Regions from separate parts of the Homo sapiens genome. Here region 2 is linked to region 1. Evidence: chromatin loops called from intact Hi-C (ENCODE). Cell type or tissue: tibial artery. All regions are shown on one strand. Links, peaks and the distances in the headings refer to the core of each region. The heading gives the core; the rest is flanking DNA.

What was found. Hi-C counts contacts between places; a loop is a spot of excess contacts. Peaks named below come from ENCODE experiments on the same cell type or tissue, not always from the same donor. Only the 100,000 strongest peaks of a DNase experiment are listed, where the experiment ranks them.
Region 2: a loop joins it to region 1, with 10 times the contacts of the local background. A loop is called at or near these places in 9 of 110 quality-filtered maps.

Annotation. Positions count from the first base shown.
Region 1 is chrX:56,210,738-56,226,491 of GRCh38, reverse strand. It overlaps a transcript of KLF8 not described here. Among named protein-coding and RNA genes, the nearest start is that of KLF8, 14 kb to the left of the region's middle. In tibial artery, for the core only: a CTCF peak has its summit at 6,587; no DNase peak of the experiment used is centred there; H3K27ac peaks cover 4,049 bases.
Region 2 is chrX:56,730,714-56,746,467 of GRCh38, reverse strand. NBDY (negative regulator of P-body association) reads right to left here. Exons shown (of 3, transcript NM_001348129.2): 2 at 14,269-14,405. It also overlaps the pseudogene UQCRBP1. Among named protein-coding and RNA genes, the nearest start is that of NBDY, 9.3 kb to the right of the region's middle. RefSeq lists a silencer at 12,746-12,825. In tibial artery, for the core only: a CTCF peak has its summit at 12,779 (motif pointing right); no DNase peak of the experiment used is centred there.

The DNA.
Region 1 (15,754 bases), core at 3,616-8,615:
AAATATTTTCTAATAGTATATATTTATCTGTATGGTTACCTTCTATTTATGGAGAGTAAAACTAGCTTTCCATTTATGGTAATGCTATTTTTGATGAAATTTACTTAAGTAAAACATGTCAGTGTATTTAAAGAAGCATATTAAGTAAATAATGATATAGGTAGTACTCAGATATGGTCTAAATCATGAAGTTAAAACATAAATAATTGAACTTTAGCAAACCATGATTGAATTAAATTCTACTCCCAATTCAGGAGTTCCCTTATTTAGACACCTAGATCTAGAGGAGAGTCTAACCCCGAAATCAATAAATATGAAGCAACCTTGCCCCCTCCTCCTGTGCCCATGGCAGAATTGTGAACAGAACATGGCATTTTTCCACTGAGCCTAGGTGAAGCCTTCTACTCTTCTTCCTTGAACCTCCAGTTTGGGCTAATGGGCCCTCTTCTGACTCTTACAGCACTCTGACATATTTCTCTCAGAGGGCTCACTGCAATGTAGTATACCTCTCTTTTTATGTGGCAGTCTTATCCATTTGACTGTCAGCTCCTTGAGGCCAGGAGTCTAATAGTAGTTCAATCATCTTTATGCTTTCAACTCTGAACACACTGCCTGTCATATGACAAGTAATAAAAGTTTGTAGAATGGAATAATTTAGAGCTGCAAATGCCTGGATGTGAATACTGACTTCGCCACTTACTAACTGTGTGACCTAGGACAAGTTACTTAACCTATCTGGGCCTCGGCTTCCTCCTTTGTAAAGTGAGCATAATGATAGTACTTACCACACAGGATATTGAGAGAATTAACTTAATACATGTACATAAACATGCTTAGAGGAGTACTTGCCACAGACTAAGCACTGTATAAATTTTTGCTATTATTTTGTTGAACTGAAATATGCCTCTTTGATATTTCCACCTATTGGTCCTGTGACTCATCCCTGGAGAAACATAGAACAAGTCTATTCCTTCTATGTCATGATCCCTCAAAGGTCTCACCTTCTGTCCTCTCCCATAAATTTGCCTGATTGCATAATCTATCTCTTGCATAACATAGTTGTCATACCCCCTTACCACCTATTAGTTGGTTGATCAGAGAAAAATAATAAAGACCCCTAGGCCAGGGATGCCATCTCACAGAGACCAAGGTGCTTTACCATATAGTTTACCAGGTAAACAAGTGCAAGGGTGAGAATAAATGTCTCTATTACCAGAAAGCCAGAGATGGAAACAAAGGACGGTCACCCCAGATTTAAATATAATAATGAAAAAATTGAAAAGATCTAAATGTTTAATAATAAGATATTGGGTAACTAAATTATAGTACACCCATATGATTGATGCACTGCTAGGGTCTAAGTATATGTGTGCCCTTCAAATTCATATGTTGAAATCTTAACTCCCAATGTGATGGTATTAAGAGGTAGGGCCTTTTGGAAGGTGATTAGGTTATGAGGGCTCCACCTGCAAAGATGAGAATAGTGTCCTTATAAAAGGGCTTCAGGGAACGAGTTCACCCCTTTTTACCCATCTGTCCCTTCCTACATGTGAGGAGGCAGTGTTCATCCCCTCTGGAGGATGCAGCAACAAGGCACCATCTTGGAAGCAGTGAGCCCTCACCAGACACCAAATCTGCTGGCACATTGATTTTGGACCTTCCAATCTCCAGAACTGTGGTAAATAAATTTATTTTATGTATAAATTACCAGGTCTGGGGTATTTTGTTATAAGAGCAGGAACAGAGTAAGAGATAGACATTATATAGCCATTAAAATTTAAGTTTTTCAAGAATTCTCAATCACTACAGAAAATATTTGTATAATAATATTAAGTGTAAAAACAGGACATAGTATAGTTACACTATCATTTACATTTTATTAGACCGACACACATGCCATTCAACTTTGCCACAGAAACAAACACAGTTTAGCATTAAAACAAAGGATAGCTAGTAGGATTATAAGAAAATTTTATCTTACTTAAAAATTTTTCTATAAAGATCATGTATTGCTTTTATAATAAAAAAATCAAGTTGGACATAGTACTGTAGTTGTAGGTAGCTGAAGGATTATGGTGGTTTTTATTTCCTTTATTATACTTCTTTGTTTTTCAAATTTTCTATGACAAATTTGTAGTTTTGATATAATTAGATAAAACAAGATGAACTGTTTTTAAAGCAACATCTTATCATACTGTTCATTTACCTAGGTCATATCAGCTTCAGGAAAGAATACTCAAGGAGCACAAGTATGTAATACTAGTAACAAGACCCACCATAACATTTCTTACCTGCACTATCTAAATGACCTCCTAATTGGTCTCCCTAACCGTTTCTGCCCTCATGCACTGCAGCTAAAATTTACCATTCCAAAATCAGAAATTTCTCAAAGGTGTCTCATTGCCCTCAAGATAAAAACTAAGCCAGACGCCATGGCTTACTCCTGTAATCCCAGCACTTAGGGAGGCAGAGGCAGGAGGATAGCTTGAGCCCAGGAGTTCAAGACCTGCCTGGACAATATAGTGAGACCCCATTCTCCACAAAAAGAAAAAAAAAGACAAAAAAATAACAAACAGGTGTAAGATAAAAACTAAAATCTCTTAATGTGATCTACAAAAAACAACAACAAAAAAGCCTTCAGAAATAGCTTGTGCTTTTCTCCCTAGAGATGAGTCTCCCCAGCCAGGATTTGCCACTTGCTCAAGACAATGCTTTGCAAGGCAAAGTACACAAATCCTGGCTACATCTTTCTCTCTGCTTAGAAATTTGGCTTAGTAATAATAATCACATTTTGTAATTAGGTATGTTATGTATTTGTGTGATTATTTTTTCTATGCCTATCTCTCCCACTAGAATCCTTACTGTGAAGGCAGAATCTAGGTGAACTTTACCCACAAATGTGATCCATTGTTTGAAAGAGAGTAGTTGCTCAATAAATATTTGCTAAATTCACCGACTGGCTAACTAAATGATATCCTCATTTGCTTTTTATTGCAGTGTTCATGTCTGATTTCTCTGATCTACAAAGCTCTGAATGTGCTGGGATGGCAAGGGGCCATAGTATTGGGGGTAGGTTAGATTGTAGTAAGTTATTTATTCCTATTAATGATAATTGGAGTAAGAGTTTGAGGCTGAAATTAGTCTACATTTCTGTAATAATAACTAACGTGAATAGTGTGCTTGCTGTGTGCCAGTCATTGTTCTAGGTGCTTCACATGTAGTAAGCTATTTAATTCCTATGAGTACCATTATCCCCATTTTACAGAGGAGAAAATTGAGGCAGAGAGAAGTTAAGTGAGTTTGCCAAGATCACATAACATATCACTCCTTTCAGTTGTTTTGATTGTAGCGGGGTTCAAAGAACATGGACCATAGTGAGAGGTGACAGCCTGCTGGCAGCCCTCGCAGCCCTGGCTCGCTCTTGGCGCCTCCCTGGCCTCCGTGCCCACTCTGGCCGCACTTGAGGAGCCCTTCAGCCTGCTGCTGCACTGTGGGAGCCCCTTCCTGGGATGGCTGAGGCCAGAGCCAGCTCCCTCAGCCTGCCGGGAGGTGTGGAGGGAGAGGCACAGGCGGGAACCGGGACTGCACACGGCGCTTGCGGGCCAGCTAGAATTCCGGGTGGGCGTGGGCTGGGCTGGCCCCGCACTCGGAGCCGCCGGCCAGCCCCGCTAGCCCCGGGCAGTGAGGGGCTTAGCACCTGGGCCAATAGCTGCTGTGCTCGATTTCTCGCCCGGCCTTAGCTGCCTCCCCGGGGGCAGGGTTCTGGACCTGCAGCCCGCCATGCCCTGCCCCCACGGTGGGCTCCTGCGCGGCCCAAGCCTCCCCAACGAGCGCCGCCCCCTGCTCCACCGTGCCCAGTCCCATCGACCGCCCAAGGGCTGAGGAGTGCAGGCCCACCATGTGGGACTGGCAGGCAGCTTCACCTGCACCCTGCTGCTAGATCCACTGGGTGAAGCCAGCTGGGCTCCTGAGTCTAGTGGGAGCTTGGAGAACCTTTATGTCTAGCTGGGGGATTGTAAATGCACCAATCAGCACTCTGTGTCTAGCTCAGGGTTTGTGGACACACCAATCAGCGCCCTGTGTCTAGCTCAGGGTTTGTGGATGCATCAATGGGCACTCTGTATCTAGCGAATCTGGTGGGGACTTGGAGAATCTTTATGTCTAGATAAGGGATTGTGAATACACCAATCGGCACTCTCTATCGAGCTCAAGGTTTGTAAATGCACCAATCAGCACTCTGTGTCTAGCTCAAGGTTTGTAAATGCACCAATCTGCGCTCTGTGTCTAGCTATCTAGTGGGGACTTGGAGAATCTTTATGTCTAGCTAAGGGATTGTAAATACACCAATCAGCACTCTGTATCTAGCTCAAGGTTTGTAATCACACCAATCGGCACCCTGTGTCTAGCTCAGGGTTTGTAAATACACCAGTGGACACACTGTATCTAGCTAATCTAGTGGGGAGGTGGAGAACTTTTGTGTCTAGCTCAGGGATTGTAAACGCACCAATCAGCACCCTGTCAAAACGGACCAATCGGCTCCCTGTAAAACAGACCAATCGGATCTCTGTAAAATGGACCAATCAGCAGGATGTGGGTGGGGCCAGATAAGAGAATAAAGGCAGGCTGCCCGAGCCAGCAGTGGCAACCCCCTCCGGTCCCCTTCCAAACTGTGGAAGGTTTGTTCTTTTGCTCTTTGCAATAAATCTTGCTGCTGCTCACTCTTTGGGTCCACACTGCCTTTATGAGCTGTGACACTCGTGAAGGTCTGCAGCTTCACTACGGAAGCCAGCGAGACCACGAACCCACCGGGGAGGAACGAACAACTCCAGATGTGTCACATTAAGAGCTGTAACACTCACTGCGAAGGTCTACAGCTTCACTCCTGGGCCAGCGAGACCGTGAACCCACCAGAAGGAAGAAACTCCGAACACATTCGAACATCAGAAGGAACAAACTCCTGACACGCTGCCTTTAAGAAGTGTAACACTCACCGCGAGGGTCCGCAGCTTCATTCTTGAAGTCAGTGAGACCAAGAACCCACCAATTCCTGACACAATAGGACATGACATGGATCCTCAGAAATGAACCCTAGAGGTCTGGATAAGGAACTATTATAAACAAGTTTTGCCAAATGAAAATCCTTTTTGCATGTTCATATTTGTCCTTGGCCACTCTGTGTTGGAATAAGGCCAGGGGAGGCGCCTCTAATCATGACCGAAGTAGGAATAAAACAGGAGGCACTTTTCCAAGGTGACCAAAAAAAGCCATTTGCTGTAGAACTATTTTTTAATTTAAAGTTTACTTCAGAACTAGTTCTGATGATTCCAGCCAGTATTATTTTTTCCCATTTTAGAGCTCCAGAAATGCACAGATTTATTTTTTCCATGAAATAATCAATATGGCTTATTATGCTTATGTGCAAGTAAGGAAGTATAATTTAACTTAAATTATTTTGCCGAGAATATAAATTAGTATATTAAAAATGGAAACCCAAAATGTCAGATTCTTTATTCAGATAACTATATAAACTATGACAAAGCACAGAATAAAAACATGAGAATTGTATAATACACATTTGTGAGAGAAACATGAACACATTTGATAAAATAAAAGGCTTATGTGAATAATAGCACTTTTTTTGTGAAAAAGAAGTGCCTCTCAAAGAATTAAGAGTCTATGACAGCACTTAAAACTTCAGTATCTGGGCTGGGCACAGTGGCTCATGCCAGTAATCCCAGCACTTGGGGAGGCTGAGGCGGGCGGATCACTTGAGGTCAGGAGTTCGAGATCAGCCTGGCCAACATGGTGAAACCGGTCTCTACTAAAAATACAAACAGAATTAGCTGGGTGTGGTGGCGCATGCCTGTAGTCCCAACTACTCGGGAGGCTGAGGCAGGAGAATCGCTTGAACCTGGGAGGCGGAGGTTGCAGTGAGCCGAGATAAAGCCATTGCACTCCATCCTGGGCGACAGAGTGAGACTTTTTCTCAAAAAAAAAGAAAAGGAAAGAAAAAAGAAAGAAAAAAACCCACGAAAAACAAAAGCAAACCAACTTCAGTATCTTATGGTTCTCACACTTTAGCATGCATAAGAATTCCTGGGAGTTCTTGATAAAACACAGATTGCAGGGTCCCACCTCCAGAGTTTCTGATAGAGTAGGTCAGGGGTGGAACCCAATAATTTGCATTTGTAACAAATTCCCAGGTGATGCTGATGTTGCTATTCTGAGGACTAATAGCAATGATTGCAATTCTTGGAGTACTAATGGCCTAGGTCTTGCTCTTTAGGGAATAGGAATATATATTCTGTTATTCTATTATTGCTCTACAGGTGTTATAAACCGACAAGTGATCCACAGGAAGTACATTTTGTAGATCTTTAGCGCAAGGAATATTTTCTATCTTTAATTTTTTACATCTCCATTTTATGAAAGCATCTAATAATAATAGCTATCAAATTAGCACTATACATGCATTACTTCATTTACTCCTCAGTACAACGTTGAGATTCCTATTTTACCCTGAATAGGAACTGAGTTATTATCCCTGTTTTATAGCCAAGTACATACCAGATTGTAATCTCTACTGCCCCCCAATGTTCAGAGTTAGTCTCAACCTTTTACCAGTTTTTCTTTTCTTTTTTTGAGACAGTCTGGCTGTGTTGCCCAGGCTGGAGTGCAGTGGCACAATCTCAGCTCACTGCAACCTCTGCCTCCTGGGTTCAAGCGAGTCTCCTGTCTCGGCCTTCCCAGTAGCTGGGATTACAGGCACGTGCCACCATGCCCAGCTAATTTTTGTATTCTTTCAACAGTTCTGAATTGAAGTAGGGGGGCAAGGATGGGAAAAAGTGGGAGAAGGTGAGGACATTGGGGAGAGGATAGGGGTCAGCAGGCATCTTCAGCACTGGTCCCTATCTGAATATTTCTGGACACTAGCCTCGTGATAGCTAAGAAGCACTTTTATTTTCATTTTTTCCATTTATGGAAGTTATTTTTAGTATAGGTCAAGAAACAAGCCTGGCGCTTTAGCAATGGCCCATTCCCAGTTGCTAATATTTAGGGCTCAGAACCTCTTGATTTTAATAGTCTCTATGCCCGCACAGACCCCTCCTGCTGGAGAAACTGTCATAATTGGCCACTAATCATCTGTGTTTAATGATACTCTACTCCTCAGAGAGGCCTCAAAAGAGGTTTCTTTCATGGACTATCACAGATGGGTCCTGAAAAATCACTTGGTCAAGGCCTCAAATTCCCAAAAGTTACTAAATTTAAACTTCGCCTTTATTGCCAAATCACAACATTGAAATAATATTTCTTTTTTTCTGAAAGAATATTTCATCATACAAATTCAAACGTGGAGCCTATGATTGGACTACACGTACTTCTACAGCACATTATGACATTTATATTTATATATAAGAATATTTTTATCATCTTGTAAATAGAATTCTATTATGTGTGCTTGTTAAAAAAATGTTGTTTTGTTTAGTGTGAAAATTTAAAATATGCCACAATTTTGAAGACACTATTTTTGATAATTCATTTAAAAAATATTATGAGAATCTCAACAAAAAGAAGTAACACAAATTCCTTTGACCACTGTGAGGTCTTGGCCTCATGCTGTTAACCTCTTCCCTAAACCAAATGGATTTTTTAATCTCACATCTCTACTTTCTCAAGGTGAGAGCCTAATCTAATCCTCAAAAAGCCTTTTACAGCTATACAAATCTGAGTGGATAGTTTCTGAGAAGGAGATTTGCCCCTTTGGGACCTAGTGTAAAATTAAAAAGTTGAATTTTTCATTGGTTTTTAAACCTTCCTTACTATTTATGACTAGTTACTGTAAAGCAAGATAGCAATTGTATGTATCAGTAAACATGTGTTAGGTTAACTTTTATGTTCTAAGTTTGACTATATCACTAGTACATGATGGGTTCCTTTGACTGTCATAATATATTGCTCAGATGGAATGATGATCTGCTTATAATAAAAGAGAGGAGTTACTGGTTTTAAGAGGAGACTGGTGATATGTTTATTGCCAGTTTTGTACACAGGAAACAGTCAATTTATTTAGGAGTTCCTATCACAGAACATGTTTTGAACCAGCGAAAGGACTGTTTTTATCATACCCCAAGATATATCTGTTACTGAGCAGGACTGTGCTCTCCATCACTCTAACCCGGACCTCTTGGCTCAGCTCCCAGAACTCTAGCCTAAGTATATTACCTCACTATCTCCTGCTTGTAGTAGGGGTGAGTTTACATACTTTATCTGATATTTCAGACATTTATAGAGTTCTAAAATAATTTAATCAAAAACATCAAAGTTCTTTTATCCCTGCCCCTTGGAACAGGTTATCTTTGGATCCTCTTTACACAGATGCAGGCACAGGTACAGGTTTTCCTTTCTGCTGTTGGTATGTAAAACAAGTCAAATGATTCTGCCTCACACTAGTGCTACTGATGCAATGGCTGCTCAGTAGTCGCATCTCTGACCTGACTAGTTTCTGAGATTCTGCAAATTCCATCCCCAGTAGTGATTCCACTCTCACCTGGTCTGCAGCAAGTGACCCCAGCTATCACCAAGGGCCTGAAGCTTGGACCTCTACCCACCACTCGTCCTTCTTCAGGGTAGTGCCCTTACTTTTTGCTATCTATCCACATTCCCAATCCTAATTTACTTCTCCATTTCAGCGTTCTGCCTGTCAAAATATCTGCTTCTGCTCTAACTCTTGAGTTCAACCAATATCTTTAGCCTTTTAAAAGGTACAATTGACAGCCGGGTGCGGTGGCTCACACCTGTAATCCCAGCACTTTGGGAAGCCAAGGCAGGTGGATCACAAGGTCAAGAGATTGAGACCATCCTAACCAACATGGTGAAACCCCGTCTCTACTAAAAATATTTTTTAAAAAATTAGCTGGGTGTTGTGGCATGAGCTTGTAGTCCTAGCTACTCGGGAGGCTGAGGTAGGAGAATCGCTTGAACCCAGGAGGCAGAGGTTGTAGTGACCCAAGATCGCACCACCGCACTCCAGCCTGGTGACAGAGCAAGACTCTGTCTCAGAATAAAATAAATGAATAAATAAATAAATAAATAGTACAATTCAGAATGGCATGGAAGAATCCTGGATTCTACAAATCCAATTAGATGGAACCTGAAGCAATCAGCCTCTAATTTGGTTCTATCAGGAAAACACTACCAATAATGAGCCCTTTTACCATATTGCTGGTTTCTAGTGCATGCTACATATGAAGCATTACCAAGATGTGGCTCACTATTCTTGAGTATGCCTCCAAGATAGGAAGTCAATGAGTACTAATTTTTTCTTAGTTATGCTCTCCAAGTAGGCAGCACATATTTTCACTAACTCTGTAAAACAGTCATGCACATATTCACATTCCTGGCTACCATGGGCCAGGAGAACCAGATTCTGAGCAACATTAAGGCCTTTCCCTCTTAAAATCCAGCTATTTATTAAACAGACAGACATCTGTTTGGCACATACTATATGCTATGAGAGAGATGTGAGCTAGCAGGGGAGATCAAGGAAGGCTTACCTGAGGTTGAATAAAAGCTAGCAAGGGAGATCAAGGAAGGTTTACCTGAGGATGAGTAAAAGCTAACAGGGAGGGAACAGGAAGATGGAACCTCATAAGCAAAGTCCCTGTGGCAGGAGGGACCATACATGTTCAAAAACAGGAGAGGCCAGAAAAATTGGAGGAAAGTGAGCAAGAGGACATGTAGTATAAGTAGCTGGCTGGAGATAAAGGAAGGGGCCACACTATACAGGAGTTTATAGTGATCCTAAAGAGTTTTGTTGGCTTGATGTGGTGGCTCATGCCTGTAATACCAAAACTTTGGGAGGTCAAGGTTGGAGGATCACTTGAAGACAGGAGTTCAAGACCAGTCTGGGCAGCATAACAAGACGATGTTGCTAAAATAAATAAATAAATAAATAAATAAATAAATAAATAAATAAATCAGCAGCCAGATATGGTGGTATGCTCTACTGGAAAAGCTAAGGCAGGAGGATCACTTGAGCACAGGAGTTCAAGGTTACTGTGAGCTATGATCATGCAGCACTCCAAGCTGGGTGACAGAAAGAGACCTCTAAAATAAATAAATTAATTAAAACAAAGAGCTTTGTTGAGGAGCCACTTAACATTTTAAGCAGAGAAGCAACATGATAAGACATGCATTTTGAAAACATATTTTTGGTTGCATCATAGAGAACTGATTGGAAGGGGATGTGGCAAATTAGGGGAGACCAATTAGGAGGCTGGTGCAGGACTTCAGCAATAAAGGATTACAACTTACACTAGGTAGGGGAAGTGAAGATGAAGAGAAGTAGGCTGATTTTAGATAAGTATAGGAGGTCCAATCCACAAAGTTAGGGAACAGATTGAATACTGAAGGTGAGGGAGAGGGAAGTGTCTAAGATGATTCTTAGAATTCTAACTTGAGCAACTGGATGAATAGTGGTGTCGTTCACCGAGAAACAATTAAAAAAAACATGTTTGGGGAGGGAATATTATAAATTTGGTTTTGGATGACTTGAGTTTAAGGTGCCTTATAGGCAAGGCCAAGTAAACAATTGGATATGTGGATTTCTTTCTTTTTCTTTTCTTTTCTTTTTTTTTTTTTTTTTTTTTTTTTTTTTTTTTTTTTTTTTGAGACAGAGTCTCACCCTGTCTCCTAGGCTGGAGTGCAGTGGCATGATCTTAGCTCACTGGAACCTCCACCTCCTGGGTTCAAGCAATTATCCTGCCTCAGCCTCCTGAGTAGCTTGGATTAAAGCTGCTGGCCATCACACCTGGCTAATTTTTGTATTTTTAGTAGATACAGGGTTTCACCATGTTGGCCAGGCTGGTCTTGAACTCCTGACCTCAAGTGATCCACCTGCCTCGGCCTCCCAAAGTGTTGGGATTACAGACATGAGCCACCGCACCCAGCCAGCAATTGGATATGTGAATTTCTGAGAAGCTGTATGCTCACTATGGAGGACCTAAACCTCATAGAGCACCAATTGCTTCTGGAGACCTCAAGTCTTGTTTTACTCTATATAAACACACTTTTCTGAGCCTCGACTTGGGCCTCTCTTCCAAAAGTATTTTAGAATGAAATGAGACTTATTTAGTTTGGAGCCAAGCATTGTTTTATCTTTTGTCCAAGAAACTCTCCTGAATCCTCCATCTAATTCTTATTGAATTAATTAGCCATCTCTACAATAGTGATGACTGGCTCATTTAATATACAGATCACCAATGCAACAGTGGTAGTTTCAAGCTGTCACTTACATTCCCTTAATAACAACAAGGGCAGCACTTAATATGAGATGCTTAATTGAGCACTTAATTGAGCACTTAATATGAGATGCGTCTTATTTGGTAAGCTCTAGGAGATTCCAAATAAATTAAGACCTGGCCACTGTCTGCAAAAGACTCATAGTCTACTGATCAACTTGGCCGCTTACCTCTGTCTCATAGTACATAATTTAGCAATAGTTTTCTAAATTGGAAGGATAATGACATGTGCTGAGCATAACACCTGTTATGTGTCAAATATAAAATGGGTTATAAGGTTCAAGATATGTTTATGCAAGGAAGGCAGTATGAGGTAGTGGTTAATAGTTTAGACTTTGGAGTTGGACTGCCTGGATTCCAATCCTGGCTCTGTGATGCTGAGTAAATTTTTTAACCACTCTGTGTTTTGGTCTTTTCCCTTGTAAAGTGAGGCTACTTGCAGTACTTATGTGTATTAGTTTGCTAGGGCTAACATAACAAAGTACCACAACTGATTGGCTTAAACAACAGACATTTATTGTCTCATGTTTGAAAGGTTATTGGCCATCTTCTTCTTATATTTATTCGCATCATCTCTTTAAGCATGTATCTGTGTCCAAACTTCCCCTTTTCATAAGGATACCAGTCATGTTGGATTGACTGAGGTCATTCATCCACCCTCATCACCTTGTTTTAACTTAATTACATCTGTGATAGCCCTATTTCAAAATAAGGTCACATTCTGAAATACTGGGCATTAGGACTTTATCATATGAATTTGAGGCAGGGGTGTGACACAAATCAGTTCATAACATTATGTCATATAATTGCTGTGAAGTTTTAAAGAGATAATCCACAAAGTACTTAAAACAGTGATAGGGACAGGAGGCAGAGAAATTCTAGGCAGAAAAAGCTGGGGTCCCTGGCAAGGGCCCCACCCTCAAGCCTGGAAGATCAGCCCAAACTGAGAACTTTATTATCCCCATTTTCCCACTCAAATGTTGCCTTTTCCAAAACCACATCTGGCCCCCCTCACCCCCCATCCTATACCCATAAAAACTCCAGGCTTCACTGGCAAAGAGCAGAGAAGGGGAGAAGAGAAGAAGCAACTGAACATCAAGGAGAAGCAGTTTGACTTCAGAGGGACGGCTTTATGGCAGGACTTCAGAGAAGAGTCCAGCTGGAGATGGCTGAACTTCAGGGGAAGCATACCTTCCTGCTCCATCCCCTTTCTAGCTCCCCTTCCTGCCAAGAGCCACTTCCATCAGCAATAAAATCCCCTGAATTTACTATCCTTCAATTCGTTTGTGTGACCTGATTTTTCCTGGATGCCAGGCAAAAGTTTAGGATACAGAAGCCTGTCACACTGATCCTGTGCCCTTGTGAAAAGGCAGAGGGTCCACTGAGCCATTAAACATTTAAGCCATCTGCAGATGGCAAAGCTAAAAGAGTGCTGACTGTAACACTCCTTCTGGGGCTTCTGGGGTGACAAGTACCCCCCACCAGATGTTGTCTTAATATTAACTACTAAGCTGTATGTTACCTAATTTAATGCTTACATCTATGACCCATATGAAATAGGTCATTTTAGGCCAGTTGTGGTGGCTCATGCCTGTTATCCCAGCACTTTGAGAGGCCAAGGCGGGTGGATTACCTGAGGTCAGGAGTTAGAGACCAGCCTGGTCAACATGGTGAAACCCTGTCTCTACTAAATATACAAAAAATTAGTCAGACGTGGTGGTGGGTGCCTGTAATCCCAGCTATTCAGGAGCCTGAGGCAGGAGAATTGCTTGAACCTGGGAGGCAGAGGTTGCAGTGAGCTGAGATGACACCATTGCACTCCAACCTGGGCAACAAGAGTGAAACTGTCTCAAAAAAAAAAAAAAAAAAAAAAAAAAGAAAAGAAAAGAAAAGAAAAGAAAAGAAAAGAAAACAAAAGAAAAAGAAATAGGTCATTTTAAAAGATGAGAACAGGAGACTCAAAGTCACACAACTAGTAATGGTAGAGTTACTATTCCAATATAGCTCTGATTAATCCCAGAGCTGATGCATGTTTCACTATACCATAAAGCATCACCAGGTGACATAAACCATCACCAGGTGATTAGTAACTAGGTCACTGTCTATTTGAAACTGACTGCCAAATAAATATTTTCAGATATGGTCAATTATTTCATGCATCAGTGCCAGGATCTTACTGTCTTCAGGACTCTGATTAGCAAAAGCATTGGCCACATATATCCTTTACCAATCTAATATAACACCACCTCCAGGCTGCCTAGGCTAACAACAATGTCTTTAAGAACAAAAGACCTACTCATGCTGAGAGGTGGAGCAAGATGGCAGAATAGAAAAATCCACTAATCGTCTCTCCTCTCCCTGCAAGGACACCAAGTTAACTATCTACACACAAAAAAACACCATCATATGGAGCAAAAATCAAGTGAGCACTCATAGTACCTGGTTTTAACTTCATATCCTTGAAAGAAACACTGAAGAGATAGAAAAAACAGCCCTGAGTTGCCAGTGCCACACCTCCCTGAATACACAGCAGTGGTGGCCTCTGGGCATTGGGAGAAGGGAAACAGCAATTTGAGGCATTGAACTCAGTGGGATCCTGTTAGAGCAGAAATAAAAACCAGACCAAACTCAGCTGACACCCATACACAGGAGGAGCATTTAAACCAGCCCTAGCCAGAGAATTGCGAATCACAGCAGTTCAAACATGAGTTCCCACAAACCTCATCACTGAGGGCCAAAGTGCTCTAGGTTTCTAAGTAAACTTGAAAGGCCATCCAGGCCATAAGGACTGCAACACTTACGTGAATCCTAGAGTTAAACTAAGCCTAGAGACAGTGGATTGTGGGGGCACAAGACATATTGAAACATCAGCTGGGACAGCCAAGGGAGTGTAAGCATCACCCTACCTGAAACACCAGGCTACACAGTTCTGAGCTACAAAAGAAACCCCTTCCTTTCAATTGAGGAGAGGAGAGAGAAGAGTGGAGTGGACTTTGTCTTGCATCTAGGGTACCAGCTTAGCCACAGCAAGATAGGACTCTGGTCAGAGTTGTGACACCCCCATTCCAGGCCCTAGACCCCAGACAACATTTGTAGACACATCGTGGGCCAGAAGACAACCCATTGCCTTGAAGAAAAGGACCCAGGCCTAGCAGCATTTATCACTTGCTAAATGAAGTACCCTTGGGCCCTGAATGACCAGCAGCAATACCCAGGTACTACACTGAAGGCCTTGGGTGAGCCGCTGAGATTTGCTAGATTCAGGTGAGATTCAGCACATTACCAGCTGTGGTGGCCTCAGGGCAAAACTCCTTCTGCTTGAGAAAAGCAAAGGGGACCTTGTCTTGTACCTCAGGTACCAGCATGGCCACAGACAGACAGAGCACCAGGTGGGCTCTAGGATCTTTTGCCTTTGGAAAGGGAAGGAAAGACTGGGAAGGACTGCATCTTGTGGTTTGAGTGCAAGCTTAGCCGGAAACCAAAAGAACACAAGGTAGAATTCAAAGGTTTTTTACTCTAGCCCCTGACTCCTTAACGGAACTTCTGGATCAACCCGGGGCCTGGGGACCTCATTGCCCTGCAGGAAAGGACACAGGCCTGGCTGGCTTTGCAACCTGCTAACTGTAGAGCCCTAGGGCCTTGAGCAAACTTAGACAGTAGCCACGGAGTGGTTACAGCAGGCCTTGGGCAAGACCCAGTGCTGTAGTAGCTTGAGGTGTGACCCAGTATATTCATAGTGGTGGTAGTCACAGAGGTTCTTGTGTCACTCCACTCCCAGCTTTAGATGGCTCAGAAGAGACAGAGAGACTCTGTATGTTTGGGAGAAAGTAAGGGAAGAGAATAAGAGTCTTTGCCTGGTAACCCATAGAATTCTTCTGGATCTTGTCCAAGACCATAAAGGCTTACCTCTACAAGTCTACAAGATTCACAGTGTTACTGGGCCTGGGGTGCCCCCTAAAGCAGACAGAGCTTAGATTACAACATCCAAGTCTTTTCAAATATATGGAAAGCCTTCCCAAATAGGACGGCGACAAATAAGTACAGACAGTGGAGACTACAATAAATACCTAACTCTTCAATGCACAGACAATGAAGAACATCTACTAGCATCTACACCAGATAGGAAAACATAACTTCTCCAAATGAACTAAATGGCCAATCCTGGAGAAACAGAGATATGCGACCTTTCAGACAGAGAATTCAAAATAGCTGTGTTGAGGAAACTCAAGGAAATTCAAGATACCACAGAGAAGGATTTCATAATTCTGTCAGAAAAATTTACCAAACAGATGGAAATAATTAAAAATAATCAAGCAGAAATTCTGGAGCTGAAAAATGCAATTGGCATGCTGAAGAATGCATCAGAGTCTTTTAATTGCAAAATTCATCAAGCAGAAGAAAGAATTAGTGAACTTGAAGTCAGACTATTTGAAAATATACAGAGGAGATAAAAG
Region 2 (15,754 bases), core at 10,114-15,113, 510 kb before region 1:
TTTGTTATGGTAGAAATATAAAACTAATACAGAATCCATGCAATAAAATCTGGCTTATCTTCCCAGAGACAGAAGACCCAGATGCTATGATAACATGTCAGGAGGTAAGAATAACAGGAGAGGAACTCGATCATATCATATTTGCCTCTTAAAAATGATCAATATAGAGTAGTATGAGAAAGTCTTTATACAATGAGAGGGAGAAAAGTGACCAAGTCATAGGAAAAAGTACTTAAGGAGACTGCACATGAAGCTGCTGAAAAAAAAAACTTTATTCCCTATTGAGTTGATTGTGAAAGTTTGTGAATACACAGACAGACAACCAACCGGACTAAGTAAATGCTCTGAAGTAGGAAAATGTGATGGCAGAACAGATATAGAAACTCCTCTTCATGCTGAGCATTTCTGTAAACAGGTAACCTAGACATGGAATATGGTGCAAATTATAAACCATAATTTGACCCGTGTCCAGAAAAGTAACTTTCTTAAGGGGGAAGTAAAAAATACCCACCTAGCTATCTGTAAAATCCCCAAAGGTATCTATGCTCTTGGGATAAACTAGAATTTTGTGCCTAAGAAGGACAGAACATCGCCCATGTAGTCTTCTTGCTAAAAACGCTTAAACTAATCATGGGAAAACAATCAGACACATTTCATACTGTGAGACATATAGAGGAAAACTACCTGGACTCATCAAAAATGGCAACGTCACAAAAAAAGGACAAGAAAAAAAAAGGGAGGGTGCTATTCTAGATTTAAAAAGACTAAAAAGGAGCATGACAACTAAATACAATGCATGACCCCTGACTGGATCCTGGACCAAAACAAATAAAAAGCTATAAAGGATATTGTTAGGAAAATTGTGAGAACTTGATATGGATAGTATATTAGATAATAGTATTGTATCAATGTTAAATTTCTCTGGGTGTAATAGTAATTTAATTGTTCTTAAGAGATATATGATTTAGTGTTTAGGGTTGAAGTGTCATGATATCTGCAAGTTACTTCCCAATGGCTCAGCAAAAAAATCTGTGTATGTATATATACATATATGTATATAGTATTTAGAAAAAGAGATAAGCCATATGTAGCCAAATTGATGCCCTGATGAATCTAAAGTGGTCCCCCCTCATCCACAGTTTCAGTTACCCATGATTAACTGCAGTCTGAAAACAGTAAATGGAAAATTCCATAAACGACTCATAAGTTTTAAATTTCACACCACTGTGAGTAGTGTGATGAAATCTCATGTTTGCTCCAGATGTGAATCATCCCTTTGTCCAGCACATCAACGCTGTATTCCTTACCCGCCCATCAGTCACTTGCTAGCCATCTTGGTTATCCAATAAACTGTTGCAGTATCACAGTGCTTATGTTCACGTAATCCTTATTTTACTTAATAGTAACCCCAAAGTGCAAGAATGATAATGCTGGCAGTTCACATATGCTAAAGAGAAGCTGTAAAATGCTTCCTTTAAGTGAAAAGGAGGAAGTTTTCAACTTAATAAGGGAAGAAAAAAATCATGTGTTGAAGTTGCTAAGACCTATGGTAAGAATGAGTCTTCTATCCATGAAACTATGAATATTGTAATAATTGTTCTATTTTATTACTGTTGTTGTTAATCTTGTATTGTGCCTAACTTATAAATTTAACTTTATCATACATATGTATGTATAGGAAAAAAACATAGTTTATATAGGATTAATTACTCTTCATGTTACCAGGCATCCACTGGGGATTTTGGAATGTATCTCCCTTGGAAAAGAATGGCACTACAATACATGAAAGATATCTTTTGACTTTTCTGTAGAGTTTAAATTCTATAAAATAAAAAATTAGTAAAGAAAGATAATGTTTGGATATATAAAGCTTATCCTTAATACTAATTATAAATTCTATTGGTAAATTCAGAAACAAACAAATCAATGCATTGATTTTTTGGCAGAACATTTTGTAAAAGATAAAAGAAAGAAAAAAGTGAATGAGTAAAACAATGGAAAAAGAAATACCACCAAAAAAGGAAAGGTGGAGTAGCTATGTTAACAGCAAGGAAACATTGGACAGGTCTTCCGAACAGAAAATCAACAAAGAAACATCACACTTAATCTGTACTGTAGACCAAATGGACCTAACAGATATTTACAGAACATTTCATCCAACGGCTGCAGAATATACATTCTTTTCCTCAGCACATGGATCATTCTCTAAAGCCACCATGTTAGGTCACATGACCATATGTTAGGTCACAATACAAGTCTTAAAACATTCAAAAAAATTGAAATAATATGAAGCATCTTTGACCACAATGGAATAAAAATAGAAATCAATAACAAGAAGAATTTTGGAAACTATACAAATACCTGGAAATTAAACAGTATGTTCCTGAATAAGCAGTGGGTCAATGAAGAAACCAAGAAGAAAATTGAAAAATTTCTTGAAACAAATGATAATGGAAACACAACATACAAAAACCTACGGGATAAAGCAAAAGCAGTACTAAGAGGGAAGTTTATAGCTATAAAGTTTAGTTATATATAAGTTTAGTTATTTAGTGCCTAAATAAAAAAAAAGTAAAACTTAAAATAAAGAAACCAATAATGAATCTTAAAGAACTAGAAAAGCAAGAGAAAACTAAACTCAAAATTAGAGGAAGAAAAGAAATAATAAACACCAGAGCCGAAATAAATGAAATTGGAATGAAGAAAACAATACAAAATAAATAAGTAAATGAAATAAAAAGTTGGTGTTTTGAAATGTGAAACAAATTTGGCAAACCTTTACCCAGACTAAGAAAAAAAGAGGGAAGATCCAAATAAATAAAACCAGAGATGAAAAAGGACACATTACAACTGATACTGCAGAAATTCAAAGGATCATTAATGGCAACTATGAGCAACTATATGCCAATAAAGTGGAAAATCTAGACTAAATAGAGAAACTCCTCTACACATATGACATATCAAGACTGAACCATGAAGATAATCCAAAACCTGAAAAGACCAATAAAAAGCCATAATAAAAAGTCTCCCAGTAAAGAAAAGCCTGGGACCTGATGGCATCACTGCTGAATTCTACCAAATATTTAAAGAAGAACTAATATCAATCCTACCTGAACTATTCTGAAAAATACAGGAGGAAGGGATACTTCCAAACTAATTCCATGAGGCCTGATACCAAAATCAGACAGAAACAAATTAAAAAAAAACAGGCCAATATCTCTGATAAATATTGATGCAAACATCTTCAACACACTACTAGCAAATCAAATTCAACAATACATTAAAAAGATTATTCATCATGACCAAGTGGGATTTATCCCTGGGATGGAAGGATGGTTCAACAGTGGTGATACATAGTATCAACACAATGGAGGACAAAAACCATATGGTCATTTCACTTGATGCTGAAAAAGCATTGGATAAAGTTCAACATGCCGTCATGATAAAAACCTTCAAAAATGGGTATAGAAGGAACATACCTCAACATAATAAAACCCATATATAACAGACCCACAGCTAGTATCATACCAAATAGGGAAAAACTGAAAGCTTTTCCTCTAAGATCTGAAACATGACAAGGACGCCCATTGTCACCACTGTTATTCAACATAGTACTGCAAGTCCTAGTTAGAGCAATCAGACAAGAGAAAGAAATTAAGGGCATCCAAATTGGAAAGGAAGAAGTCAAATTACCGTTGTTTGCAGAGGATTTGATCTTGTGTTTGGAAAAGCATAAAGATTCCACAAAAACTATAAGAACTGATAAATTCAGTAAAGTTGCAGGATACAAAATCAACATACGAAAATCAGTAGCATTTCCACATGCCAACATTGGGCAATCTGAAAAAGAAATTTAAAAGTAATTCCACTTACAATGGCCAAACATAAAATTAAATACCTAGCAATTAACTCAACCAAAGAAGTGGGAGATCTCTTTAATAAAAACTGTAGAACACTGATGAAAGAAATTGAAGAGGACACCAAAAAATGGAAAGATAGTCCATGTTCATGAATTGAAAGAATCAATATTGTTAAAACGTCCATGCCACAAAAAGCAATCTACAGGTTCAATGCAATACTTATAAAAATACAAAAAACATTCTTCACAGAAATAGAAAAAACAATCCTAAAATTTATATGGAGCCACAAAAGACCCAGAATAACCAAAGCTATCCTAAGCAAAAAGAACAAAACTGGAGGAATCATATTACCTGACTTCAAATTATACTACAGAACTACAGTAATCAAAACAGCATGGTATTGTCACAAAAACAGACACATAGACCAATGAAAGATAACTGAGAACCCAGAAACAAATCCACACACCTAACAAACTCATTTTCCACAAAGGTGCCAAGAACATACACTATGGAAAAGACAGTCTCTTCAATAATTGGTGCTGGGAAAACTGGATATCCATATGCAGAAGAATGAAACTAGATAGCTATCTTTTGCCATACACAAAAATCAAATCAAAATGTATTAAAGACTTAAGTCAAAGACCTCAAACTATGAAACTACAACAAGAAAATATGGGAAAAATCTCCAGGACATTGATCTGGGCAAAAATTTCTTAATTAATACCCCACAAGCAAAGGCAATCAAAGCAAATATGAACAAATGGGATCACATCAAGTAAAAAGCTTCTGCACAGCAAAGCAAACAGTCTATAAAGTATAGGTGCAATGGGAGAAAATATTTGCAAACTACACTTTTGACAAGAAATTAATAACCAAAATATATAAGGAGCTCAAACAACTCAATAGGAAAAAATCTAATAATTTGATCAAAATTGTGACAAAGATTTGAATAGACCTTTCTCAAAAGAAGATATACAAATGGCAAACAGGCATGTGAAAAAGTACTCATTGTAGTTGATCATCAGGGAAATGCAAATCAAAACTACAATGGGATATTATCTCACTTCAATTAAAATGGCTTATATCCAAGTGACAGGCAATAACAAATGCTGGCAAGAATGCGGAGAAGAGGGAATGCTTGTACACTGTTGATGGGAATGTAAATTAGTACAACCACAATGGAGAACGATTTGAAGATTCCTCAAAAAACTAAAAATTGAGCTACCATATGACCCAGCAATCCCACTGCTGGGTATATACCCCAAACAAAGGAAATCAGTATTATCAAAGAGATATCTGCACTCCCATGTTTGTTGCAGCACTGCTTACAACAGCTAAGATTTAGAAGCAACCTAAGGGTTCATCAACAGATACATGAACGAAGAAAATGTGGTATATATACATAGTGGAGTACTAATCAGTCATAAAAAAGAATGAGATCTAGTTATTTACAACAGCATGGATGGAACTGGATATCATTATGTTAAGTGAAATGGGCCAGGCACAGAAAGACAAACATCACATGTTCTCACTTATTTGTGGAATCTAAAAATCAAAACAATTGAACTCATGGAGATGGAGAGTAGAAAGATGGTTACCAGAGGCTGGGAAGGGTAATGGGTGGTGGGGGAGAGTGGGGATGGTTAACGGGTATACAAAAAGAATGAATAAGACCTATTATTTGATAGGACAGCAGGGTGACTATAGTCAATAATAATATAACTGTATAATTAAATTGTCTGTAACACAAAGGATAAATGCTTGAAATGATGGATACCCCATTGTACATGATGTGATTATTACACTTTGCATGTATCAAAACATCTCATATACCCCATAAATGTATACAACTACTAGGTACCCAGAAAGATTTTACAAAATTAAAAAGACCCAGCAAACAAAAAAAATTTACATTCAAAAAGATAAAAAGAGTTCCTAAAATTGTAAAATATGTATCTATTCTAGACTTGTATGTACATACTAACAATGCCTCAAGTATACAAAGCAAAAATTGTCAAAAGTGTAAGAATTTGACAAATACACAAATACAGTGGGAGATTTTAACTCTCTTGGTAACTGATAGGTCCAGCAAACAAAAAACTTAGGAATAGAGAAGATTTAAACAACACAGTTAAATTTAATGAACAGAACACTACACGCAAAAATTAGATACACAATCTTTCCAGGCACACATAAAACACTAGTTGATCATGTTCTCTAGGACATAAAGCAAGTTTCAACAAACACTAAATAATCATTATCACATAAGCAATATTGTCTTTTAAATGGAAAACAATGACAAAATGTTAAGCTAAAAAACAGCTATATACAATGACTTAGTTTCTAAATACTGTCTCCATAAAAGATAACAGAGGTCTATAGAGAAATGATTAATGGGGTAGGAAGTACAAGACAAGCTTGAAAGTAAGGAAGTAAAAAAATTTTAAAGTAAGTAAAAAGTGTGTTTAAGAATGATGACACATGTCAAAAGACAGGGGAGCCAACTTGAATGGGCAGCCAGTCACTAAATCTGAGACAATTTGGGTATTAAAATAAATAATAACAATAGGGTATTTTTAAAATAAAGTAAAAATCTATGTGTCCAAAGTAATTAATAAACAAATAAATGGAGAAAAAGCTCTACCTTGATGTAGAATATAAACTAATAAATGTACTAAAAATGATGGAGTTTGAAAATTACCATTTTGCATTCATCATAGCAATATCTGATTCAGTCAAGAATTATCAATGGATTTGAAAACCAGTGGATGATAATTTAATGAGGAACAGGATATTTACATAGTCTCAAAGTATCCCCAGCAAAATCATTAATTATAAAGAGGAAAATGATAACTGTAAAGTGGATTAATCTAGCAACTATTCACCACATTAACCAAGTAATCAAAGTTAACTTTACTACTAAAGGGTCAAACCAGCATCATGTACCACCATTATGATGCCCTGAGAACAATACATTACTTCTGTGGTGCTTTTGCTAATATGCGTACTCTGAATAATGGGGAAATGGCACACAAATTTAAATTAAAGGACAATCTATGAAATAAGTGTCCTGTATTTACCCAAGTGTCAATTGTCGATGTGTGATATTGTGATATATATATATTGGTTTTTGTCCATGGTTCCTGGCTTATAACTCCCAAATCTCTTGTTATTTCCTAAGTGACTAAAGAAATAAGCATATCTCTTGTTAAAGTATTTGGTCTTTTGTCTTTGGTTCCTGAAGCAGCTTTGAAACAGCTTCAGAGAAATAAAAGTGAGAGACAGTTTCTCTCTCTCTCTCTCTCTCTATATATATATATATAAAAATATATATATATACATACATATATATATATATATATATATATACACACACAAACACACATATATATGTATAATGTTGGGGCACTTTAGGCTTCACAAAACAGAATCTCTCTCTGACTTTCTCCTGCCCTCCTTTTACCTGCTTTTTTTTTCTCCCAAAGGCAAGCCATAGAAACTAAAAATATACTCTAATCTTCACCCAGCTTTCTGGCTTGGAGCTGGTCGTAAAGAAATTCTCTGACCTACCTAGTTTGACTGTGGGTCATAAGACTCCCATTTCAGAAAGAGTCCTGCCCCATACCCAGGAGGAAGGAATGCTGCACAGAGAAACCAAGAAGAATCTGAACAGACAAGCCTTGCTGGGTTTCTCCACCAAGTCTATTGGTATTAGATCATACCCTTTAGTCCAGTCACATTTCTACATGGTTGTTCATGCTTCATTAGTGCCTATCAGATAAAGTCTTCATAAAAAGCACAAGAGGACAAAGTACAGCTGAATTTGTGGAGGATTTCAGAAAGGTGACAAATAACTCATCCACATGCCAGGAGGGTGGCACACCCTAACTCCACAGGAATGGAAGCTCCTGTGCTCAGTAGCCTTCCAGACCTCACTCTATGTATCTCTTCATCTGGCTGTTAATGGGTAAATGTAAGTAAGTGTTTCCCTGAGTTCTGTGTGTTGTTCTAGCAAATTATTTGAGCCTAAAGAGAGAGGTTGCGGGAACCCTAACTTGAAGCTGGTCAGTTAAAAGTTCCAGAGGCCCAGATTTGAAACTGATGTCTAAAGTTGAGGCAGTCTCGTGGGACTAAGCCCTCAATCTGTGGGATCTGATACTTTCTGTAGGGAGATAGCTTCAGAATTGAATTGGATTGGAGAACACCCAGCTGGTGTCCACTGCAGAATTGTTTACTTGCCTGTCGGTGAGAAAAAATCCCAATACATTTGTTCACAAGCTTTCTGTGTTGGTTGCTGTGGTACAAGAGCCAAAGAAAAACTTTTTTTCCACACAATCAGTGTCAGAAGTGGGGTTGTGAGAATATAATGAGAGAAACTAAGTTTGTTTTTCTATAAACATAAAAGACAAAGAAAGGTCAAGGAATTGTTCCATATTAAAAACTGAAGAGACATGACAAGTAAATGTAATGCATCATCTTGGATTAGCACTTTGACCAAGGAAAGAAAATAACCACAAAAGACATTATTGGGACAACTGATAACATTGGAATATGGCGTAGATTATGATATTGAAACAATGTCAAATTTCTTGATTGTGACACATTTACTGAGGATGTATAAGAGGAAATCATCATTCTGAGGAAATACACACTGACATATTAAGAGGTAAAGGAGAATGATATTTGCAAACTACTGTCAAATAGGAGAAGGAGGAGAGGAAGAGAAAAACAGAATGATAAGGCAAACGTGATAAAATGTTAATTGGTGAATCTGGGTAAAGGACATTCTGGGAGTTCTTTGTAATATTCCTGGTTTTTCAAGTGTGAAATTAAATAAAAATAAAAATTTTAAAAACACAAATATAAAATTCAATAATAACTACATCAATAAATATCAATAACCACACTTTTTCTATGTATTTAATGAAAGAAAATGTTTTATATTGCCAAATTCTGTTGGGATGAGCAGCCAGTGTATAATTTTTGTATCTTGTTATAAGAAGGATTAAAAAAAATTAAAGCAGGTCAAAATGGCTGGCAAGCAGGCCATTTCAGCATCAGGCAAGTGGCTGGATGGTATTCGAAAATGGTATTACAATACTGCAGGATTCAATAAACTGGGGTTAATGAGAGATGATACAATATATGAGGATGAAGACATAAAAGAAGCCATAAGAAGGCTTCCTGAGAACCTTTATAATGACAGGATGTGTCACATTAAGAGTGCATTGGACCTGACCATGAAGCATCAGATCTTGCCTAAAGAGCAGTGGACCAAATATGAAGAGGAAAATTTCTACCTTGAACTGTATGTGCAAGAGGTTATTCGGGAAAGAAAAGAAAGAGAAGAATGGGCAAAGAAGTAATCATGTAGTTGAAGTCTGTGGATGCAGCTGTTATGAAGATGGTTAAACTTGAAACAAACAATTTTAAGAATTATTTGGTCTGCAGATGTTTTACTTTAAATAAATGTCTATTGTAATGGCTGGAGTTATTCCAAACCTTATACTGAATAACTACTGAATCCATTTACTGTTAAATTTTTTTCCAAATTTTCAAGATGTTTTTAGTAGTGTTTAACTACTTCCTGGAGCTCAGAGGCCACTTTATCAGTTTTCCTCACTGGTTGGATAGCCCATCAGTTTATGTAAGGATGTAACTTCCATGAGTTATAGCCTTATGGAAGCTACTAAATAAAAAAGGGGGTATGCACCCCCTAGTTTGCCAGGATTGAAAAACAGCCTCTTCACTGCTATCCAAATAGATTTGATTTTGCATCCTATCATTTAAAAAGAAATTCTGTATGCACTCCAACATAGGTATACTTAAGTAATATATATACTCCTGTGCTAACATGTAGACTAGAAAACAAAAAGTAGACATTAGAAAAATAGAAGTACAAAAACAAATCATACTTTTCCCCATATCCCAGTGACTTTTCCACTTTGGAAATGATTGTTATAAAGTTTAAGGGTTGGATACTCATCAGTTAAAAGTTTTAAGATTATAAGGTAATTTTTAAAAATATAAATTAGAATCATTGGCCGGGCGTGGTGGCTCACGCCTGTGGTCCCAGCACTTTGGGAGGCCGAGGCAGGCAGATCTCCTGAGGTCAGGAATTTGAGATCAGCCTGACCAACATGGTGAAACCCCGTCTCTACTAGGGATGCGGAAAATTGGCCGGGCATGGTGGCGGGCACCGGTGGTCCCAGCTGTTTGGGAGGCTGCGGCAGGAGAATTGCTTGACCCCGGGGGGCGGAGGCTGCAGTGGGCCTAGATTGCGCCACTGCACTTCAGCCTGAGCGACAGTGGCTCTGTCTCAAAAAAAAGAAAAAAATAGAATTATTCAATGTTGTCATCATTTCCACCCCTAAATTCTGAAATGCTTTCTTTGGTGGAGGTGAGAGTGTGGAGCCACAGCTAGTAGAGAAGGAACAGTAGGATATGCAGCCTCCCTGGTTTTCCAGGACGAGTCATTGCTGCGTGCGGCAGGAATGCCTTACCTCAACTAACAAAACAGTGTGAAAAACAAATTTGTGTTACATTTAAAATTTGTAAAGCAACGAGAAATGTGTGTATCATAAAGAGCATATTTAAATTTTTGCTAAAATATCAAGTCTCATATTCCCTAGGAACCACCCCCCATTTTTTTTTTTTTTTTTGCTAGTCAGATTATTTTTCTAAACCTATCTTGAAATCATGTCAATTTTCTTTTGTCTGGTTCAAGACAACTAAATCACTTGATAATGGTTTTGCTCAGGTCACATTGTGACAAGGTTTTAGTGTAGCCCTACTTCGCAGAAGGAGGCAGAAAAGACGGACTGTCTAGAACCCCCTTTAAAAGCATTTGTCTATTCAGAAAATTTTCCTGAGTAGATCTCTCCAAAGTCTCTTTTAATTGTGATTTCAAGATCACTTTTGCAGGACTCTGGTCTATTTGTTCAGACATCTACTGTGCACAATTACAAGGAGACTAGAACTGAGGCATCTCAAAGAGCACTGTCAAGGTGTGTAGGGAGCCGGGTGGGTGGAGGGAGGCTGGGCTCTGACCCTAGAAACCATGCTTATGAATGCTGTTAATGTTTAAAGCAAGCCTAAGGGCACTGCTGAAGGACAGGGGAACAAATAGAATGGACCAAGATTGAGGTATAACAAGAACTCCCAGGCTATCCACCTGCTCAAGGTAAAAAGTGTGATATTACATAGGGCAACCTCTGATTTTGTGAGAGTTCTTCCTAAAGTCACAGTGTATGCCTATTCTATGTTTCCAGATTACTTCATTCTTCCAAACGAGACCAAGTGTGCAAAAGTTCTTTGAACACTATATCAATGTTTTGTGTTCATTATAAATTATGGTTATCGTCCTGCTTGTTATGAAGACTAAGAAAGTAGATCTAGTATTTGGCTCACATAGGTGAAAAGGTGAGAATTTGTTAATCCATCAGTGAAGTCCTTTCATTTGAAAGAGAGGGCCTTTCTATTATCAAAAGCTGTCCTGTGTGAAAAATCACCATGAAAGTACCTGAAACACACAGGCTTGTTGTCCTGTAGACAGAATGGTAGAGTGATTCAGAGCTAATTCTGGGTTAGACTGCACAGGTCTGAATCTATTTGCTCACTGTGTAGTGCTTTAGGAATACAATTTAACCTCTCCGTGCTTCAGTTTCTTTGGCCCTAAGATAGAGCTAATGATAGAAACCAACTTTACACAGTTGTGAAAATTAACTGACTACATGTCAAACAGTCTCTGGCACATAGTATGCATAATGTAAATTATGTGATGAGAAGCGAGAAAAAATAACTTGGGAAAACACTGAATATCATCAAAGTTGAATAGCTAACCAGTAGCTAAAGTCCAAGGTCCCCTCTCTTCCTTCTATGTGGCACTCTTGTTTTTGGTCCATCTACTCCCCTTGGGTGTTACCTCCTTGAGTGAAGTACCTGCTGGAGATGAGAAGAGTGGAACTGGATCTGCATGACAGCTTTGATTAGGATGGAGCTAAGACTTGGTTATCTCCCTGTTTTGTGTTTTGGATGGGTGACATTTTAAAACTGCCAACATTAAAATCTTGCTAATTTGCTTTGTACAGTTTAAAATGTTTGATATCTTTTATTGTTTAAAGTTTGAGATTGGTTTTGAATATATGGTTTTCCTACATCTTGAAGAAGGATATGTTTGTTTGCTCTGAAGTGGTCTATGTTCTGTTTTTCTATTTTATTATACTTTGCAAAAAACAGATGGCTGGCTTATGTTCACTGTTGTAGTGCACTACCTAGTATCACTCAGCCTTCCTGTTGTCAAGGTGTAGGAAGCAGTGTAAGGGATGTTGGGCCTTCAGACCCCCAATTGCCAACTCTGGTCCTAGTTCCAGATTGCATGGACATATTTGATAACATTCCTGCACTGAGTTATCACGGTCTGAATATTTATGTGATGCTCTACGAGTGGTACCAAAATGTTAGTGATGGAATTTTCACTAATGGCACCTTTTCCTGTTTTTAAATTCTAGAATCTTAATAAATCCAAAGTGTACATTTTGGTAATGATTTCATTTAGCTATTTACTCTAAGGACTGCCTTTTAAAGCATTAACTCTGCAATAACTTTAACTTATGAAAAGATTCAGCAGTAAGAATAAAAACTAGGCCAAAGCACAAAGTAATAATCCTTCACAAATAAGATGGAGTTATAAAAATATGGGCATCCTGTGTGTAGCTTTGAAAATAACCGAAGTACTTGGAACTAAAAAGTTAGGTGAACATAAAAATTGTCATAACCAAATCCTTGACAGCTTGATGGATGAAAAGCAGATGGGTTTACACTGTATGGGAGGAGGCATGGATTTTAGGAAGGACAGCATCAGAGAGGGATGGTTAGAAAGTGAACAAGACACATTGCTCTTTGGAAAACAAGGAAAGTCCCTTAATTAGAACAAGGCATGAAATTCTGCCACTAGGTGGCGATGCCCTATAACTTTACAACTTAGGGTACATCACACCAGCACTATGGAAGGTTTCTCCATTCTGCACCCCACCAGCTCCCTCCCCTCCTTCATTTTTCAGGATGACAACACCTTAGAGGTTTATGGCCATCAGGAGAGTTTACTACTAAGCTATATACTGATCTAATGAAACCTAATATATGTTGTGCAATGAATTATGAGTTATTTAGTTTCAGGATTTTATTAATTCAATCAGTTATGACCATATTTCCTTTTATATGATTGTTCACTCTTTATACATACCAGATGACTGTATAAAGAACATCTAATAAAGTCTATAGATGTAAAAAAAATTAAAAAAGAAAAATAAGATAAAGTTAAACTAGAATGGGAATAATGTAATGATTTCATAATATATTTTTTAAAAAAGGAATCCCATATGATTAGAAATTGAAAAAAAACAAACCATGGGTCAAAAAAATCATAAGAGAAATTTAAAAATAATAAATATTGAATGATAAAAATACTATATATAAAAGTCTGTGAAATATTTCTAAAGTGGTAGAAGAAAATTTATAGTTCTAAATTCTTATTTTACAGAAGAACATTGAAAATTAAGATGCTAAAGATTCAACTCAATAAATTAGAAAAAGAACAATAAAAGGAAAGTAGAAGAAAGTTCAATATAAAAATAAAAGTCAAAATGATTAAAATAGGAACCAAATATCCAATGACGAGGCTCGATGAAAGCAAAAGCAAGAAATACATTAGAAAATTGATTATTGTAATTTATCACATGGTCACACTGTGATATTAATGGTGAAGAAAGGATATGAAAGTGGCAGTACATATAGACGGGAAAAAACTTCATAATATTTGTAATAAAACCTCTCAGCAAACTAGGAACATTAAGAAAGTTCCTTAACTTGAGAAAGACAATCTACTAAAAAAGGTGAAACTTTTGTAGAATTTAGGAACAAAATAAGGAAATCCTCTACCAATGCTGTTGTTCCTCTTTGTACTGAAGATCCTAGCTAGCACAGTAATATAAGGTAAAGAAATATTGTAAAGAAACTGTCATTATTCAAAATATAATTAATTAACAGATAATCCAAGAAAATCTATACATTATTAGAATAAACAGAATTTAAGAAGGCTCCAGCATATAAAATAAATATACAAAAATATCAATCATGTTCCCATTTACTAGAAACAATTAGAAAATGTAGTTAAAAAGATGATATATTTCACAGTAATAATAGAAACTATAAGTACAAGTGAATCTAACAAAACATTTCTTCAGATTACACTATTATTATGAATATGTTTTCATATAATGTAGAATATAGTTTCAATTTTATCATTTGCTGCTATCTTTTTGAGTTTTGTTTGGCTACTTTTTAATGTGTCAAAACCAACTCTTTTTTTTCTCTTCCTCCTCTTAATAATTTTTGGTAAAGAGATTACCTTAAAAAGCACAACTTCCAGGTTCAGGACACCAGAAAAAGCAGGGTAGCATTGTAAATAATCTTCATTGTTTTCACCAGGTGAACTATTATATGAATGCACCAGGGAAATGGAGTCATACTGCAATCACTCAAAGACTGAAAAATAGTAAAAAATATTGTGGCATCATTTTTTCTGTTTTTGTCCATCTCTTTGTCCCTTGGTCTCCTCAAATCATTATCCTTCCCATACCTCTATTTCAATGATTTATTCCTATAAAACAGTTGTATACATAGTATTAGAAGGGATGTATTATATAGAAGTTTAGAGCATAAACTCTGGAATCAGGTGTTCTGGGTTCAAAGCTCAGCTCAGCTACTTCTTGCTGTGTAACTTGTGGCAAGTCATACAACTTCCCTTGGTCTATACAAACTTCTCTAGTAGAGTTGTGATTAAATAAATTATAACATGCAAAGCCCTTTAGAAAATTGGCACATAAATCTTCAGTAAATATTGGCTATTATTACAATTATCAGTGATTTGAATCACTTGGAGGGGAAATTATGTAGCTACTGCACTTATTGTTTTGTTCTTTTGTTTTCTTTTCTTTTTCCTTTTTATTTTTTAAAATTATTTATTTATTTATTTTTTACACCGAGTCCCGGTCTGTCGCCCAGGCTGGAGTGCAGTGGCATGATCTCGGCTCACTGCAATCTCTGCCTCCTGGATTCAAGCGATTCTCCTAATTCAGCGTCCCGAGTAGCTGGGATTATAGGCACACAACACCATGACCGGCTATTTTTTTTTTTTTTTTTTTTACTTTTAGTAGAGATGGGGTTTCGCCATATTGGCCAGGCTGGTCTCGAACTCCTGACCTTAGGTGATCTGCCCACCTCAGCGGCACAAAGTGCTGGGATTACAGGCGTGAGCCACTGCGCCCGGCTGCTCTTTTGTTTTCTATCTGAGCAATTTTCTCCCTACTCCCTGCAACCTTCCACTCCACTACCCCTTTGAATAGAGGTAAACATGTGAGAAGTAAAACTGTATGGAATGACAGGGAGATGCTTTCAAGTAAAATAGATTTCTATTTTTTTTTTTCTATGCATTACCACCAAACCCAATGTCTAAAACTTTTTTGGTCGCCAAAGTTGTCCCATCATTCATTGATTTATTTATTGAAATATCTGTTTCACTCCTATTATGTACTAGGCACTATGCCTTGGCCATCCATCCCCTACAGCTCTCAGAATAATTCCTACCCATTGCAAGGGCTTCATAAAGGTTTACTGCACGAATGAAGAAAAGATGCTTCTCTCCTTTGAATTAAAAGGATCTATAAAACTTGGGTCAGATTCAGTTTTATAATTTGCATTCTATAAAGTTCATCTAAATATCAGAGATTCCTTTTCTGATAGTAAGAATAGGAATCTTAAAATACAAATAGTAGCACTTGATGGATATTGGAATGAAGTATATGCTCAGCATAACATTTAAGGCCCTGAAGCAC